Regions from separate parts of the Homo sapiens genome. Here region 2 is linked to region 1. Evidence: chromatin loops called from intact Hi-C (ENCODE). Cell type or tissue: dorsolateral prefrontal cortex. All regions are shown on one strand. Links, peaks and the distances in the headings refer to the core of each region. The heading gives the core; the rest is flanking DNA. Region 1 overlaps SLC7A14-AS1 (SLC7A14 antisense RNA 1). Region 2 holds the start of SLC7A14 (solute carrier family 7 member 14).

Region 1 (8,333 bases), core at 213-8,212:
CCTAGAGAAATAAGGGACTTGGAGATGCTGTGTTGGCAAGCTGGTGTCTTATCCCTCTGCTAAATTAGATTTGGGCCTTCTCCTAAAGACCTAAGGTCCTGGCCTGACTTCAGAAAAGATGACTATCAGCAAGCTGGCCCCTGGTCTACAGAGGAGTGTAACTGTCGCCTGATCTCAGATTAGTGACTATAATTTCCTCCTGTTTTCACAAGAAAGGCTTCAGTTTTAATGGGGTGAAATTCGGAAATGCCTGGGTATTTACTGGACACTAAGCTCTATGGAAAATGAAGCCACTTGGAGTACCATGATGGCCCAGGCTGGATTCACTGTGGGCCACATCCAAGCAGTCGGTCTGAACTGGAAAGAAGTTTAAAGATTTTCCTGGGGAAAGTGGCTCAGCCTAGATAACATGAGTGGTTGATGGAGGCAGATAAGAGTTTTCCCAGAACCAACTGGTCTTCCGAGGTTGGGTTACAGCATGCAGAACCCAACAATGCTGGTACATTCTCCCAGAACCAGTGTTGGACCAGGTACTAATGATTTAAGTCTCAACAGAGGCTTGAAAACGATGGGGCAAGATTGAGTTTTGTTGTAGGAGATAGTGAAACCCAGAATGTGGGAATGTTGTGGGGTGACAGAGTTAATTTTACAGCTAAGATCATGCTTGTGCCATGCTTGAACATCCTGAGATGTCACCCTCTCCATTCATTTCAGAATTACTCTGCATTGTATTACCAGCCAATGCTTCCTGCTCCTTCTCATTTATTCATGAATAAATTTCACCACAGGAGATTCCAAAGACAATATTTATTAGAAAAATTTTTATTATCAGAAGCTGATATAATAGTCACAGGGATGAGACTTAGACATGGATTCCCTGACCATGGCCCAGTGATGGGGCCTCCTTCTCTCTTTCCCACCCTGCTGTAACAGAGACAACTACTTTACCAGGACCTATGTGTTGCTGTTGGCAATGACTACATTAATAGACTGTTAGTGATGAGGAGAACACAGTATAGTTTGTGATTATGTACACACACACACACGCACACTTTTTCTTCTTGATTCTATAATGTATGAATGGCAAATACTAGGAACAGTTGCCATCAATCAATTCCCTTTCTCAAAACTGTGTCAGATCAGATATTCATAATTAATGATCATGACTGTCCTACCATCCAATAGTAATTGCCATGGAGGATGAAACCCTGCCTCAAAGGTGCCATGTATTGCCTTAAGAAGTAGCTTGAAATAGATATATGCTGCCAGAGCAGTTTACCAGGAATGGAGAAATCTCCCAACTGCAGTCAGAGGGCCAGGCCTCAGCTTCACTGCCATAAGAAAATTGGAAAATTTTCCCCTATTACACCTAGTTTTAAGTAAGTTAATTACTAAGAAACTAGCCCATCATTCTGTAGTAAAAACAGGAAGTCATCATAGTTTTTTGATGGGTAAGTAATGTTATTAGAGCTGTTTTTCAGTAAGATTGATCTTGCAACTACATGGAGGATGAATGGCTGAGGTGCGGCAGAGAGAATACCTTACATAAGGTGTGCCGACTTGGAGAGGGCTCCAGGGTAGGAGGTCCCAGACTGCCTCTCTCTGGTCTTGGACCAGGCAAGCTGTGGGACTGAGCAAAAGTTTTTATATTCCAAAGGACTCTGAATTTGGCTGTCTTTGCACAAGTCCAAGGCCCATAACATTGTGAGCTCCCCTTATCCTACACACATGGCCCACCTGTACGGGGCTTACACCTGTGCTGAGACCACACCCCTGCCTTCCCTCCACAGCTGCAGCACCAGCCAACCAGAGCAGAAGGGTCTAGGAGACCACAGCTACCCCTTTGTGCCTGGCTGATTTTAGTGAAAGATGCTTTGTGTGTTCATTGAGGCATCACTGTGTCATCTCTGCACAAAGAGGTTTCCTATGTCAGATGAACCCTTTCTTTGATGCCTTCCCCTCCCCTTTCTGACAATGCATTGACTGAGGCAAGCCATTTGAAACATCCTCCAGGGAGACAATGTGCCTTGGAGCCTGTGACCCAGTTATGGCTGGGGGTTGGGGACCCAGACCCTTGGAAGCCAGGCCACAGTGAGACCTCAGGATGGTCCCACAGCACCTCTAGGGTTCCCCTTGTACTCATCAGGCTCCTTGCTTAGACATGACTTTTGACTGCAAAACGGAGCTGGCCTATCGGCAGAGAGAGTTTGAAGCTTCTCATGGTGTTTACATTAGTTTGTCTAAACAGACCCAGAAAGAAAATTGCTTCTGTGCTTAACAAATGAGAAAAAGAAAGACAACAAAGGAGAGTTGATTCCCAAAGAATGTAAGATAGAGTCCCAGCAATGGAGCCTGAGCTTCAGCTGTTAGGAAAGCTAGCTCCATTCCTTATCACAAGAGGGTGGAGACAGCCCAGAGCCTGACTCCCCAAGACCTTTCTCTTCTCCTGTCTCCAAAATGGTCTGAGCTGACAAGGGAGAGTACGTAAAATGGTGTTCTGGCAGACAAGTTCTCTTAACTGTAAGGGGCATGTTTAGAAAATGGAAAAGAGACAATGGCTGACTCAATAGGACCTCTGCCCAGGGCCACAGTGGCACCAGCCCAAGGCTGTGTCCAGTCAACACCCCAGAAAGTTCTGTCAGACCTCTGGTGGAGAAACAAAGTGTCATGTCACACAAAAGGTGTCACTCTCTCAGGAGGCTGGAAAAATGAATGTGCAGATTTCTTGGGGGAGGCTGTGGTGTTGTTGAACTCATGCACATGGCAGAGCACAGCTGCCCAGAGAGGCTTATTCTGTGGAATTTGAGTTGAGGTGGATGCCGACTGGATAGCTCATGGCCCTCTACAGAGCTTGTGGCTGCACTCAGCCACCTCCTTCCTGGACTAACTCTCTTGCTATTGCTGCTTAGCAAATGAATCTTGGCTACAAGCGCATGTTGAGCTGGAGCCATCTTGAGTCTGCAAGGGCACTCGGGCTGCAAATTCACATTCTCTCCTACAGGCTCCTGCTCCCGCCCACTCTCCTTCCATTCCTGCTTCCCATTCCCTCTTCCCCCTGTCTTCTGTCTTCACCTTAACAGTATTCTACTCCCCTCCCCCATTTTCCCCTCCTCTTCTGAATTGACCACTTCCCTCTTTCTAGAACTTAACAAGTATTTTGGAAAGCATTTTTTTTTGTATGTGCATGCCAAGAATAAGGAGGACCGGGACCCAGGAGCAGCTCTGTCATTTAGCCAGCTGAATCACCTTGGACAAGCCACCTGGACCCCAGTCTGCCACATGGTCTATATGTTTACTTAAGCTTTTGAATGAGTAATAATATGGCACCAACAGTTAGAAGTTTTTTTTTTTTTTGACACTGTTTCGTTCTGTAGCCCAGGCTGGAGTGCAGTGGTGCGATCTCGGCTCACTGCAACCTCAGCCTCCTGGGTTCAAGCAATTCTCCTTCCTCGGCCTCCCGGGTAGCTGGGACTACAGGCGCACGCCACCATGCCTGGCTAATTGTTTGTATTTTTAGTAGAGAGGGGGTTTCACCATGTTAACCAGGATGGTGTGGATCTCCTGACCTCGTGATCGGCCCGCCTCAGCCTCCCAAAGTGCTGGGATTACAGGTGTGAGCCACCGTGCCCAGCCTAGTTAAAAGTTTTATAGTGAAAATTCTGCCTCGCATCCCCAGCCATGCAGTTCCCCTCTCTATAGGCAAACAAGATGAAAGTCATACCTGTTATAAGCAAACACACACACACACACACACACACACACACACACACACATATACTCTTAGCCTTTTTCTCCATTTTCACACAAACAGTAGCATACCATAGGCACAGCTTAGCACCTTGGGTTCTTCATCTAAGGTATCTCAGAGATCTTTCCATATCAGCACATGGAGAGCTACCTCAGTCTTCCTTACAGGTGCTTAGCATTCCATTGAACATCAGTCCTCTCCTGATGGTTACTGAAGCTGCTTCCAGTGTTGTACTCTGCTGCCGTGTTGCAGTGAATAACCTTGCTTATACATCATTGTGCCTGTGTGTGAGCAGATCTGTGGCATAAAGTCCACAAAGCAGAATTTCCAGGTCAGACAGAATGAAAGAGACAGCATAGATGAGCACATACTAATTTGATGTGCAACCTCAGAGAAGGTACTTGACATTTCTGGGCCTCATTTTCTTCTTTGTAAAGGAGAGGGGTTGCCCTGAACGACCTGCAGTTTCTTTCCACCTTGGAAGTCCCTGGGATTCAGAACCTCCCGCCTGTGAGGAGTTTGGCAAAGATCATTGGTCTGGCCCTTGTGATCTGCCCATGAACACAGTGTATCTGTGTCCAGGCCACCACAGCCAGCTGGGAGCCAAAATTTATTCTGTACACAGCCAACAGAGCAGAACTTGAAGAGCCAAGTCCAAGGGCCAGGCCTGACCTCATTTGTCCTTAAGTGGCATCTCTTCTGTTTTGACCTCTTTAAAGGTAGCTGCTTTTGCAGGCTTTGTGGAAATCAGAGGGAGCATGGAGGTATTTTGCTTCAATTTACAGAACTGAGGAAAATGAGTGAGCTAAATATACTTAAGATGAGTGGAGTGAAGCATTAGCCAGAATGCTGGAGGTACAAAGACTTAAATTAATAGGAAACTTACCAGGAGATTATTCAACAATGCAATCAACCAACCATGCAGGTTTTGTTTGTGCGTTGACTAAAAACAAGCCTGCTTGATGGTTTTGCCCTCTATGAATGTTGAGATTATGTGCTAGTAGGCTAAGTTTTAAGATAACCAGAGCCAACATAAGGACTTTCTGCATGCACTCTGATGCTCACTGTTATCATTGATCAGATTTGGGAATCATAGAATGTTTGGCTTGAAAGAGGCTGTAGGGATCACTAAAGCAAGCCTCTTGCTTGTGTACAGATTAGGAGATGGAAACCAGAAGTGGGGAAGTGCACCAGGGCTGTCGTAAGTGCAAGGGAAAGGGCCCTGTAAACAGACCCAGCTCCCAGGGTGGGTGGGGTGGCAGGACGTGCATTAAGCAGGTGGAAGAAGGCATCTAGAGGACACTGCAACAGGCGTGCACTCCCCAGTGACACAGCTGGTATGCATGAGGGGCCCAGCAGTGCATAGAAGGTGGAATTGTAAGCCTGGGAGCAGGCAGGATTCAGAAATCAGGCAAAAGCTTAAGAAACCTCTAATAAAGGGAGAAGGATTAATGAGGGCTCCAATCTTAGAAGGCCCATGTGTCTCTGGTCAGGTTGCTGAGACTCTGATATGTTTTGGCTGTGTCCTCACCCAAATCTCATCTTGAATTGTTACACTTCTTGTGTGAAGTGATACAATTCAATCACTTTAATTCAAGTGATTGAATTGTATCACTTCTTGTGATAGTGAGTTCTCATGAGATCTGATGGTTTTATAAGGGGGGCTTTTCCCCCTTTGCATGGCACTTCTCCTTCCTGCCACCATGTGCAGAAGGACATGTTTGCTTCCCTTTCTGCCATAATTGTAAGTTTCCTGAGGCCTCCCCAGCCATGCTGAACTGTGAGTCAATTAAATCTCTTTCCTCTGTAAATTACCCAGTCTTGGGTATGACTTTATTAGCAGCACGAGAACAGGCTAATACAGACACAAACACAAACACAAGGGCCGGCAGGGGCAAATATTGGATTCCAGGGCTGAGGCACGCCATGGGTACAGAGCAGAAGTGCAGCTGCCAGAATGGGGACCCAAGCAAGGGTGATCTGATTTTGAGCAGTACCTCCTTGTGTCACCCAGTCTTGGTTCTAGAGACTTGGAAGGTAAGCCTGTAAATGGAAACAGGCCAGCCAGAGAGGGGAAAAGGGAACCAGGAAGCAGGCCAGGCTCCAGTCACCAGGTGGTTCTAATTACCTCCTAGATAAATTCCCCTCAAGTCCTTCCCTCCTCCCTCTACAGCTTCACTGTTGTGCTTGTTCAGGTTCCCAGCTTCAGCTTTACCTCCTCCTGAAAGCCATCTCTCTTTCCCAAAAGAGGTCTGGTTCCTACAGTTCCTATATCCCAGGAGTTCTCAAGTCTGGCTGTGGGTCCAAATGGAGAATTTTTTTTTTTTACTTTAAGTTTTGGGATACATGTGCAGAATGTGCAGGTTTGTTACACAGGTATACGTGTGCCATGGTAGTTTGCTGCACCTATCAATTTTTCATCTAAATTTTAAGTCCCTCATGCATTAGGTGTTTGCCCTAATGCTCTCCTTCCCCTTGCCCCCCCAAGCCCCTGACAGGCCCCACTATGTGTTGTTCCCCTCCCTGTGTCCATGTGTTCTCATTGTTCAACTCCCACTTATGAGTGAGAACATGCGGTGTTTGGTTTTCTGTTCCTGTGTTAGTTTGCTGAGAATGATGGCTTCCAGCTTCATCCTTGTCCCTGCAAAGGACATGATCTCATTCTTTTTTATGACTGTGTAGTATTCCATGGTGTATATGTGCCACATATTCTTTATCCAGTCTATCATTGATGGGCATTTGGGATTTGGGTTGGTTCCAAGTTTTTGCTATTGTAAATAGTGCTGCAATAAACATATGTGTGCATGTGTCTTTATAGCAGAATGATTCATAATTCTTTGGGTATATACTCAGTAATGGGATTGCTGGGTCATATGGTATTTCTGGTTCTAGATCCTTGAGAAATCACCCCACTGTCTTCCACAATGGTTGAACTAATTTACACTCCCACCAGCAGTGTAAAAGTGTCCCTCTTTCTCCACAGCCTCACCGGCATCTGTTGTTTCCTGACTTTTTAATAATCACCATTCTGACTGACGTGAGATGGTATCTCATTGTGGTTTTGATTTGCATTGCTCTAATGACCAGTGATGATGAGCTTTTTTTCATATGTTTGTTGGCTGCATAAATGTCTTCTTTTGAGAAGTGTCTGTTTATATCCTTTGCCCATTTTTTGATGGGGTTGTTTGTTTTTTTCTAGTAAATTTGTTTAAGTTCTTTGTAGATTCTGGATATTAGATCTTTGTCAGATGGGTAGATTGCAAAGTTTTTCTCCTATTCTGTAGGTTGCCTGTTCACTCTGATGATAGTTTCTTTTGCTGTGCAGAAGCTCTTTTGTTTAGTTAGATTTCATTTGTCAATTTTGGCTTTTGTTGCAATTGCTTTTGGTGTTTTAGTCATGAAATCTGTGCCCATGCCTATGTCCTGAATGGTATTGTCTAGGTTTTCTTCTAGCGTTTTTATGATTTCAGGCTTTACATTTAAGTCTTTAATCCATCTTGAGTTAATTTTTGGATAGGGTGTAAGGAAGGGGTCCAGTTTCAGTTTTCTACATATGACTAGCCAGTTTTCCCAAAACCATTTATTAAACAGGAAATCCTTTCCCCATTCTTGTTTTTGTCAGGTCTGTCAAAGATCAGATGGTATAGATGTGTGGTGTTATTTCTGAGGCCTCTGTTCAGTTCCATTGGTCTATATATCTGTTTTGGTACCAGTACCATGCTGTTTTGGTTACTGTAGCCTTGTAGCATAATTTGAAGTCAGGTAACATGATGCCTCCAGCTTTGTTCTTTTTGCTTAGGATGGTCTTGGCTATATGAGCTCTTTTTTTGTTCCATATGAAATTTAAAGTAGTTTTTTTTAATTCTGTGAAGAAAGTCAATGGTAGCTTGATGGGATTCCCAATGGTGGGAATAGCATTGAATCTATAAATTACTTTGGGCAATATGGCCATTTTCATTGATTCTTCCTATCCAGGAGCATGGAATGTTTTTCCATTTGTTTGTGTCCTCTCTTATTTCCTTGAGCAGTGCTTTGTAGTTCTCCTTGAAGAGGTCCTTCACATCTTTTGTAAGTTGTATTCTTAGATATTTTATTCTCTTTGTAGCAATTGTGAATGGGAGTTCATTCATGATTTAGTTATCTTCTTGTCTACTGTTGGTGTATAGGAATTCTTATAATTTTTACACATTGATTTTGTATCTTGAGACTTTGCTGAAGTTGCTTATCAGCTTAAAGAGTTTTTGGGCTGAGACGATGGGGTTTTCTAAATATACAATCATGTCATCTGCAAACAGAGATGATTTGACTTCCTCTCTTCCTATTTCAATATGCACTGTTTCTTTCTATTGCCTGATTGCCCTGGTCGGAACTTCCAATACTATGTTGAACAGGAGTGGTGAGAGACACCACTCTTGTCTTGCACTGGTTTTCAAAGGGAATACTTCCAGTTTTTGCCCATCCAGTATAATATTGGCTATGGGTTTGTCATAAATATCTCTTATTATTTTGAGATACGTTCCATCAATACCTAGTTTACTGAGAGTTTTTAGCATGAAGGGATGTTGAATTTTATCAAAGGCCTTTT
Region 2 (8,333 bases), core at 202-8,201, 58 kb before region 1:
CAAGATGATAAAACCTAATAAATACAGTGAAGAAACATCTGATGGAATAGCTTTGTTTCCAGGCTTATTTTCTACAATATCTGAGCACTGTGTTAATCTTTGTGTTATAAGAGAAAAATATTTAAGTATCAAAATCGTGAGCCACTATAGAAGGTATGGCTGCATCTGAAAAGCAGTTTTACTTGACGCATAAATAGCATACACAGATCAAAGTGCGGGAGTAGGTCATAGATGCCAGGTTTGGGAGTAAATGTTAGCCAGATGCATAAGGTTCTCCTAATGACCCCAACAGATTTCAACTTAGAGAATGAATAAAGACTTGTTATTTAAGGTTAGAATCCCTAATGCAAACTCAATAATTCAGTCAAGTTAATGACCTTCACTTTTGTTTTGGTTTAATCAATGCATGAAATAGAATTATTCTTGTTCTGATTGATCTATGAGAATGGATAGAAGCTCATTTCAATTTGTAATTAGTAAAAATATGTTTTGAAAATTATCCCTCTCACCCCCTCACACTGAGGAATATCCATAATGCTTGTATTTTGTTATTTCTGAACCCCTATTACCATGATGGGTTCATTATTGATGATTACTTAAAAACTATTAGTTAAAAGGTAAAAGCTGTTCCAAACAACTTAGATTTCCTAGTTATTATTTTTTTTAATCCTGAGAAGAAAATGTTCAGGACCAAATAAACTAAACAACAAACAATGCACGGTATTTCAATTAATAGAATCTAACCAATCAGAAATTTCAATAACTAAATTTTTTCTTCACCGTTCCACTTTTCAGTGAAATAAATGACCACAAAGGCAAAAATACAGTCATATCAGATTAAAATCATTCAGAAATGCATTCAGCCTGAACTACCCTATTTGTACATTGTACCATATCTATATAAAATAATAAACCATTGCAGATTCAATCATGCTCCTTACAAAGTACTTTCGTATACCTACACTTTGAGTTTTACAATAGTCCTTTGAGATAGTTATGGCAATTCTCATCAACATCTTAGAGATGGAGAAATGGAGCTCTAGAGGGCCTCATAATGTCACCAAGTAGTATGTGACACCTGTACTACTGACTCCAAGTCTTATATTCTTTCCATGTCTATCATACTATGATTACTAAGACAAGATAAACACACACACATGTTATTACATATACATGTAATCTATAAACTTGGATTTTGAATTGGAACTTTCAGATTGTATCTAAGTCAAAATTCATGAAACCAGCAAACCTCATTCATGGAATATTTTACTTTATAGTAACATAGAATTCATATGAAGCAAACTCCAGAGGCTACCAGCTCCTTAAGTAAGACATGCACACTCCTTCATAGCCTAATTGTCCTAGGTATCTTTGGGCTACTGGTGATGTATTAGGCATAAGTGGCTTTTTCTTTCTTTCTTGGCAGAAGATTCAAAGAAGAGTAGGTCCTTACTTCTTCCCAGTTCCTAGTTCTTGGTTGCTGTGAGGGTGTGTTTAGTACTGTCTAAAGCAGCATTTTTCAACACAACTTTCTTAAATGATAAAAATTTTCTGATATCTGCCCTGTCCAACACAGTTGTCATTAGCCATATAGAGTTATTGAGCACTTGAAATATGACTAGTGTGACTGGGGGGCTAAATTTTTAATTTTAAAAAGTTTAATTAAAATTTAATTATAAATAGTTACATGTGGCTAGCAACTACCATGTTGGACAGAGCAGTTCTAGACAGTTTAAGGTTCTGGTTCACAGGGCCCAGAGCACCTCAGCAATAGCATTCTTGACAGATCACCTAGTGAAGGTACAATAGAAGTTATGTATTTAATTACAAATTATACCTTAATTGGCTCTAGAGAAGGTTTGAAGCAGAATGTTGACATTATCAATAAGAAGCCATATGGGAATTTTTAAATAAGAGATAACAAATGGGGAGAATATGTTTGGTAAATATTAAGAGATGAGAGAGCAAAACAGTGTCATTTGAACTGAATTTGAATTTCTAAATGCTATGTTTTGGAGCAGGATGGAACTATCAATTAAATACAAAAATCCAATTGATGAAGATGAGACTTTACTATGAGCTGGAAAGAGAAGAAAGAGGAAATGAACAGAACATCAGGTTCTGCTGTATGTTAGAGCGAACTAGAATCCTAGGACCATCTTTAGTGGAGCCACCTACTTGACAGAATTGTGATAATTCAGTAAAATGATTGATGAAATAACTTCACATAGTGCCTCACATATGATAAGCATTTCATAGATATTAGCACTTATAATGATCTTTATTTATAAAAATCCTTAGGTCTTATTAGGGCCTTTTCCCAGTCCCTATGAGAACATGGGCAGTTGCTTAGGGTAACCAATTTTGGGAAAATTATTTTTTGGGGAATAGGTCATAGAAGAGGAGATATAGACAAGATAGGGCAAGTAAAGAAATGACACACTACCATTCCCATTTGTGAATTGCTGCTTCAGAGAAAACTGTTACTGAGGAAGGTGGGTCATATCTCCCAGGTATGTTGGGTTAGACAACACTGGAATAGTAGGACCAGAGGGGAAAGAGCTGGAAGACAAAGGAGTTGGAAGAAAGGTAAGAGGAATGCTTGTATGTTAAGTGTTTGTATTTTTGGCATGTTGTTTAATTTAGTTCACTGATGCTGACGTTTAGTCAAAGATAATCAAAGAAAGCAGTATGGAAGAGTATTTCAGACACCATGAAATAGTGGGAAAGGCCCTGGGCCTGGAATCAAGTTAACTGGGTTCTAATTTTTCAATCATGTGACTTAGACTAATGACCATCTTTTGGTTTCCAAGTTTTCTTTCTTGTAAAACGATGGTGCTAAATGATATTCAAAGCTATTCTAGTTCTAAAATTCAACAGTATAATTCTAAATATGAAAGTACATGTGGACTCTAGTTCTCCAGACTTCCTGAAGCCCTGCTACTCTTTTAGAAAAGGCTGCTGGTTTAGTTCTCTAACTTGTTTCCATAATATTGGAGCTGAAGTTGTGTGAACAGTGGTATCTCAAGCAGCATGCAAAAGCAGTTGGGAGGGTGGGAGTGCATGACAGTGAGTGGGTGAACGGATTAAAGAGAAAAGGGTTGGAAGAGAGGAGAGTGTGTGAAAGAGAAGAGCAGGCCTCCCTCCTTTGTCATTCTCCTGCTATAATCTCCAATAACAGCTATTCAGAGCCAAATACCAAAATGAAGGCATGAAAATGGCTTGGACTTTGAGTTAAATAGATCTGATTTTGAATCCAATCTCTGGAATCAAGTTTCTGTTTCCTTCTCTGTGTGATACTTTTGGTTGGCAGCTATTGTGAAGTTTAAATGAAATATTATTACCCAGCAGATAGAGGTGTTCAGTACAAATAGGCCTCCCCAAATTGGCTCAATCCTTTCCCCATCTTGCCCATAATATAAAAGACTAGCTAAAGAAACAAACATACAGGGCTGCTTAGCGATCTTTATCTAGAGCATGTAAATAACATGCAGTGGGGAAAGAAGGGTTCTAAGAAGAGGAAAAAGCTACAACCATGAAGCCCCTCCTTTGTGTAGCCTAACAATTCTCTGATTCCTGAAAGCCACAGAAATGTTTATTATCAAAACAGCATCCCTAACTGCCTTTCAACACTTTACCGACAGGAAGTCTCACTGCTCAGGTATAGGAAGTAGAACGAGGAAGCTCCCGAAGTTAGCAAAACTGGATCCTGAAGTGACACCCGCTTCCTGCTCTTCCACTCAGGAAAGCCGGGAACCTTTTCCCAAGCGGAGTCCTGGGGAAGCAGAAAACCGGGAAAGGCAAAGCCCCTTCTTCTCCTGTTTCTCTAGGTCGCTTGCTTAGAACCCTTTAGGGTTCTAACGCAGTTTCTGCTCGCAGGGAATGTGGGCCCTGGCGGTATTAGCACCCAGCCTCTGAGAACTTTCAGCACCGCGGACAGCGCCATTCCCTGCACTCAGTCGGAGGAGGAGAGCTACCTTGCCCCCAGCGCTCTCCTAGACCCTATACCTAGGGGGAGGCAGGGTGACATCCTGCGGCCCTTGGGCAATTCGGGCCAGTGACGTTCACCGACACTCAGGCGGGGATCCCTTCGCCAGAGCCAGTTCCTTTGAGTGTCTCCGCTCAAAATCTCAAGGAAACGAGCTTCACACAGGTGGGGGGATGAGGAGTGCCAGAACAGGAGCGAGCCCCGCTGCTCTAGCCTTCCTGCATCTCTTCTCGCCTTTGCTTTGCTCACTCTTCAATCGCAATATAAAATACTCATTTGGGGAGGGGGCAGGGTGACACAGGAGAGAGAAGGAGGGTGGGGGCTGCATCCCGCGTGGCCACGCAGCCCTAACCTGGCCCTCTTGGATTAGAGGGGAGCTGATGTGCTTTGGAATGGGAGAAGAGAGGAGACTGAGGGTTGAAGCAGTGCAGGAGAGCTCCCCTTGCTGGGGCTGCCGGCTCTGGGCAGGGAGCTTCCCTGGACACCGCTCCCGTCACGTCCTCTTCGCCGCTCCCGGGAGAGTCACCACTCTCCGGGGACAGACGCCCCTCGGGGCGCCACCATCCTGGTCGGGGTGCTGGGCTCGGCGGGAGTCCCTTTGAGGAGTTTGCTCCCAGGTAAAAGGGCAGACGTTGCTCCCGACCTCCCCGGAGTCTGCGGCCGGAAAAGCGTCTCCGTTTCATGGTCTCGGTCCGAGGCGGAGAACGGAGCTGCCCGTGCGGGGTGCGCGCCAAGGCGGGGGACAGGACGGGCCCGGCGTCTGCCGAGACCTAGGCTGCCCGCATTCCGCTCGCGGCTCCCCTTCTGCCTCCCGCTCTAGCGGCGCCGGAGCCGCGCTGGCCCCCGCCCCGCCCGGCAGCTCCCGCGAGTCAGAGCCCGGTGCCCCCAGACCGCGGGCAGTCGGGGCCTCATTCCGGGCCAGAGCAGGAAAGAGCCCGACCCACCTCCTCGGTTCTTCCAGGGAACCCCTTCTCGGAGGGCGCCCTGGGCCTCCGCGCCATATTCCTGGTCCCCCGCTCCCGGTGACTCCGGCTCCCTGGGTCATTCCGGGAGAGGCGGCCATCCCAGTTGCAGGGGTCCCGCTGGGGCGCGGGGGGCGCGGAGGGGGACAAACGGCAGCGAAGGGGGCCGTTCACTTACCGGGGTCGGGGCTGGAGGCGACGAGCTGGCTGCCAAGGCTGGTGGCTGGCAGTCCGCACTTACTGCGCGGAGCTGTCTCTCTAGCTGGGATGGGAAGTGGTGGTGGCGGCAAAGGAAGGCAGGAGGCAGCCGCTGCTGCTGAACAGCTCCTCAATTATTCAGATTGGGCCCCCACCCCCCGAACCCCTCCCCGTGCCTGCTCGTCCTCCCTCCAGCTCGCCTGTCTCCGCCTCCTTGGAGTCACATGGCCTGCCCAACCCCTTACATACTGGGCCCAAGCCTGGCACCAGACCACCTCCCACCTGGCCCCCCTGCCTTCCCCTCTGTCTGCCGCTCACAACTCCTCGCTGGCCTTCTGAGCCTCCAGTTGTGACCTCCAGTGTCTTATGTCAGGCTGCAGGGAGGTTGAGGGGGCCGTGGATGGGGGCAGTTCTTTGCCCTGGGAAAGCAGGGACCAGCAGGACTCTGCAATGTCTGTGCGTTGGGAAGGCATCTGCCGCAGCTCTGCCCCTGCTAGACTGGGCTGTCCAGACCTCCTTCCTGCCCTCTGGAAGCTTCCCTCATCCTCTGCGGAGCCTTCGTTGCTCTTAAACTTCCACATCCCTGAGCCCTACAGGAAAGAAAAAATGAGAGAGGTTGATTTCTCCTCTCCTCCTAAAGAAGACAAGACCCACCTCTGTCTTCAAAGCTTAAGTTTATCGTTGGGTTCACAACATCTTATGGGTGCAAAGATCATGGACTTGAGATTTGAAGAGCCATTAGGATTCCAATCTGTATGACCTTGGAGCATTTAACTTTCTAGCTTTTCTTCTCTCGTCTGTGAAATAACCACCTTGCAGTATTGTCATGAGATTGAGAAATCATCATGTTCTTAGAATTGCCTAGCCTAGAGTTGGACAGGTATTTGGAGCTCAATAAAGGAGAGTTCTTTTTCCCCCACCTTTGTTAAAATAAATTTCACAAGGCAAGAAGGATGTGATGTGTGCTAATACAGTGAAAGCATCTTTTAAACATGGAAGGAGGCATCTGTGAGGTCAGGCTAGACAAGTACCAGTCTAAACGGAGACAAGAGTGAGATAAGGTTTCTGTTTTGTATTAGCTCCTTTAAGATGAGTGTCCTAGAGCCAGGTTATGTCCCAAAAGGATTGGGACTAGATGGGACCAACCCAGGCATGCTTGGCCACATCACCGAATGAATTATTTAACAAGCATTGAGTAGACTGATTTGGATGAAAGTTATCTACATAAATTCTTGCACTTTGGCCCAAGCCCTCAAAACACATGGGAGGCAACAAAATGTAACTCTCCTATCCTTGGAAATGAATTCACTGGGCTTGTGTTTGGGGAGAATACTGGCTGACTGATACTCCTCTAGGGTGGAGCAGTTCAAATCTAGCTCTACTTTGTGGGTCTGCCCTGGGCTCTTCCCAGAAAGTTGCTTGATCATTGCCAGGACAGTCTTGGTTAGTCCACCTACCTCAAGCTTGTTACTGCCTTCGATGAGCATCTAAGCCTGACAATATCCCCATATTTTAAGCTTTGAGTAGTTCTGCAGGATATGTTAGACCTCCTGGGATCACCAAGAAGCTGTGAGACATTGTAGGAAAAGTGCAAAGTTAAAAAATCAGAAATTTGGAATCTCAGTGCAGGTTCTGCCAGCTACTTATCATATGATTTTTCACAAATCACTTAAATTGTCAGACTCTCATCTTCAGAATGGGAAAGGAATGTCTACCTGCCTTCTATATAAGATGGTTGTGATGTTTAGATGGGATAGCACATGAGAAGTCACTGTAAAAGGTAAAGAGTATGAATACTATGGGCTGAAGAAAACCCTGAGTCTATTCTAGTCCAAATGAATTATGAGGGTGATAAGATGGGAAGATGGGATTTGTCATGGAATATGCAGCTACTAAAATGTTGGTGTGTTGCTCTAAGTCTGCATGTATGCCTGTAGCTCAGGGGATGTGATTATTGGAGAACTGCATTCTTTGTTTCACCTTTTTCTGGATAAATTTCTGATTTAAATCTCCATATTTCCCTGGCCTTTTATTTCTGGAACACCAGCCACAATCACAATAGTTATGAATATTTACTATCTGAGAAAAGTTTGTGCCTATATTTCAAGACAGCAGGGTTTAGACTTTTCTGCCTTTGCTAGGTAAAATTGACTTGGGTTGGTAATTCAAAATGGCTTCGATTTCAAAGAAAAAAAATTTGGATTCTAGGAACAAACTCTAGACATTCATCAGCAGCTTGAATGATGATATGTGTTTCTAGTCCACTGCCAATAAACTCAATGAAATCCTCACACAAACCAGGAACTCCTGGAACCCTCCAACCTTAAGCAGATTCCAATCCTATCTCCTGGTGTACTTCCCCTTAATATTCTTTGGAAATTGCTAATCTGGACCTCTTTGTATTTAGGGAGACTAAAAGACCAGAAAGTGTCAACCATGCTTCTATATATACCACTGAAAAAATTGTCTGGGCTAGGTAAAATGCTGCTTCTGACTCCTGCCTACCTCTCCACTGACATCAAGAAACATGAGAAAGGGAAAAATAAGCATGAAATCATTTAATTTGGCCATGATGCCTTTATGAGCAGTTACCTGGACAAGCATAAATTTCAGAAAATTTTGAACAGTTTCACCAGAAATTGCTCAAGGACTCTGAATATATATTTTTTCAAAGCAGTTTTAAATGTCCAAGGCAACTTTACCCAGTGAAGAGCAGAAAAGGAAACTTAGAGAACCGATCTTGCATAGATTGCAGTAGAAAGTTATACCTTAGCAATGATTTCTTGTAAAGGTTTCCCTTGGGTCCTCCCTTACTTATAAGCTCTTGTCTTTTGCATGATGATTGTTGACTTTATCATAAGCCACTGCAAACACTTTCCAGCTGTAAGTAGAGCATTAATGAACAAAGAAATATAAATGCAGCAGACAAAAATTTAATTATTTAGAGCCATGCACAGCCGCAACAATTGGTGAAGTTCCAGAGTTCAACAATGATCTTACAAAGTGACTACTAACTAGATCTTTAAAGTACACATCCTTGTTTTCTTGTTCCTACAGTTGAAATGTGGAAGTGTTGATTCATGTATTCAACATATTCTAGACACTTAGGATACAGCCATGAACAATACAGAAATGGTTCTGCTCTCCTTGAGCTTACAGTCTAGAGCAGGGGGTCAGACCACAAA

What was found. Hi-C counts contacts between places; a loop is a spot of excess contacts. Peaks named below come from ENCODE experiments on the same cell type or tissue, not always from the same donor. Only the 100,000 strongest peaks of a DNase experiment are listed, where the experiment ranks them.
Region 2: a loop joins it to region 1, with 1.8 times the contacts of the local background. A loop is called at or near these places in 1 of 110 quality-filtered maps.

What each region holds. Positions count from the first base shown.
Region 1 is chr3:170,639,046-170,647,378 of GRCh38, forward strand. All of the region lies in intron 2 of SLC7A14-AS1 (SLC7A14 antisense RNA 1), which reads left to right. Among named protein-coding and RNA genes, the nearest start is that of SLC7A14, 57 kb to the left of the region's middle. In dorsolateral prefrontal cortex, for the core only: a CTCF peak has its summit at 4,353; DNase peaks (open chromatin) are centred at 2,031 and 4,316; H3K27ac peaks cover 7,455 bases.
Region 2 is chr3:170,580,783-170,589,115 of GRCh38, forward strand. It overlaps SLC7A14 (solute carrier family 7 member 14), which reads right to left and starts at 5,293. Exons shown (of 8, transcript NM_020949.3): 1 at 5,129-5,293. The region is part of intron 2 of SLC7A14-AS1 (SLC7A14 antisense RNA 1); the gene reads left to right. RefSeq lists a silencer at 3,778-4,072. In dorsolateral prefrontal cortex, for the core only: no CTCF peak of the experiment used is centred there; DNase peaks (open chromatin) are centred at 3,939, 4,659 and 5,279; H3K4me3 peaks cover 2,496 bases; H3K27ac peaks cover 2,160 bases.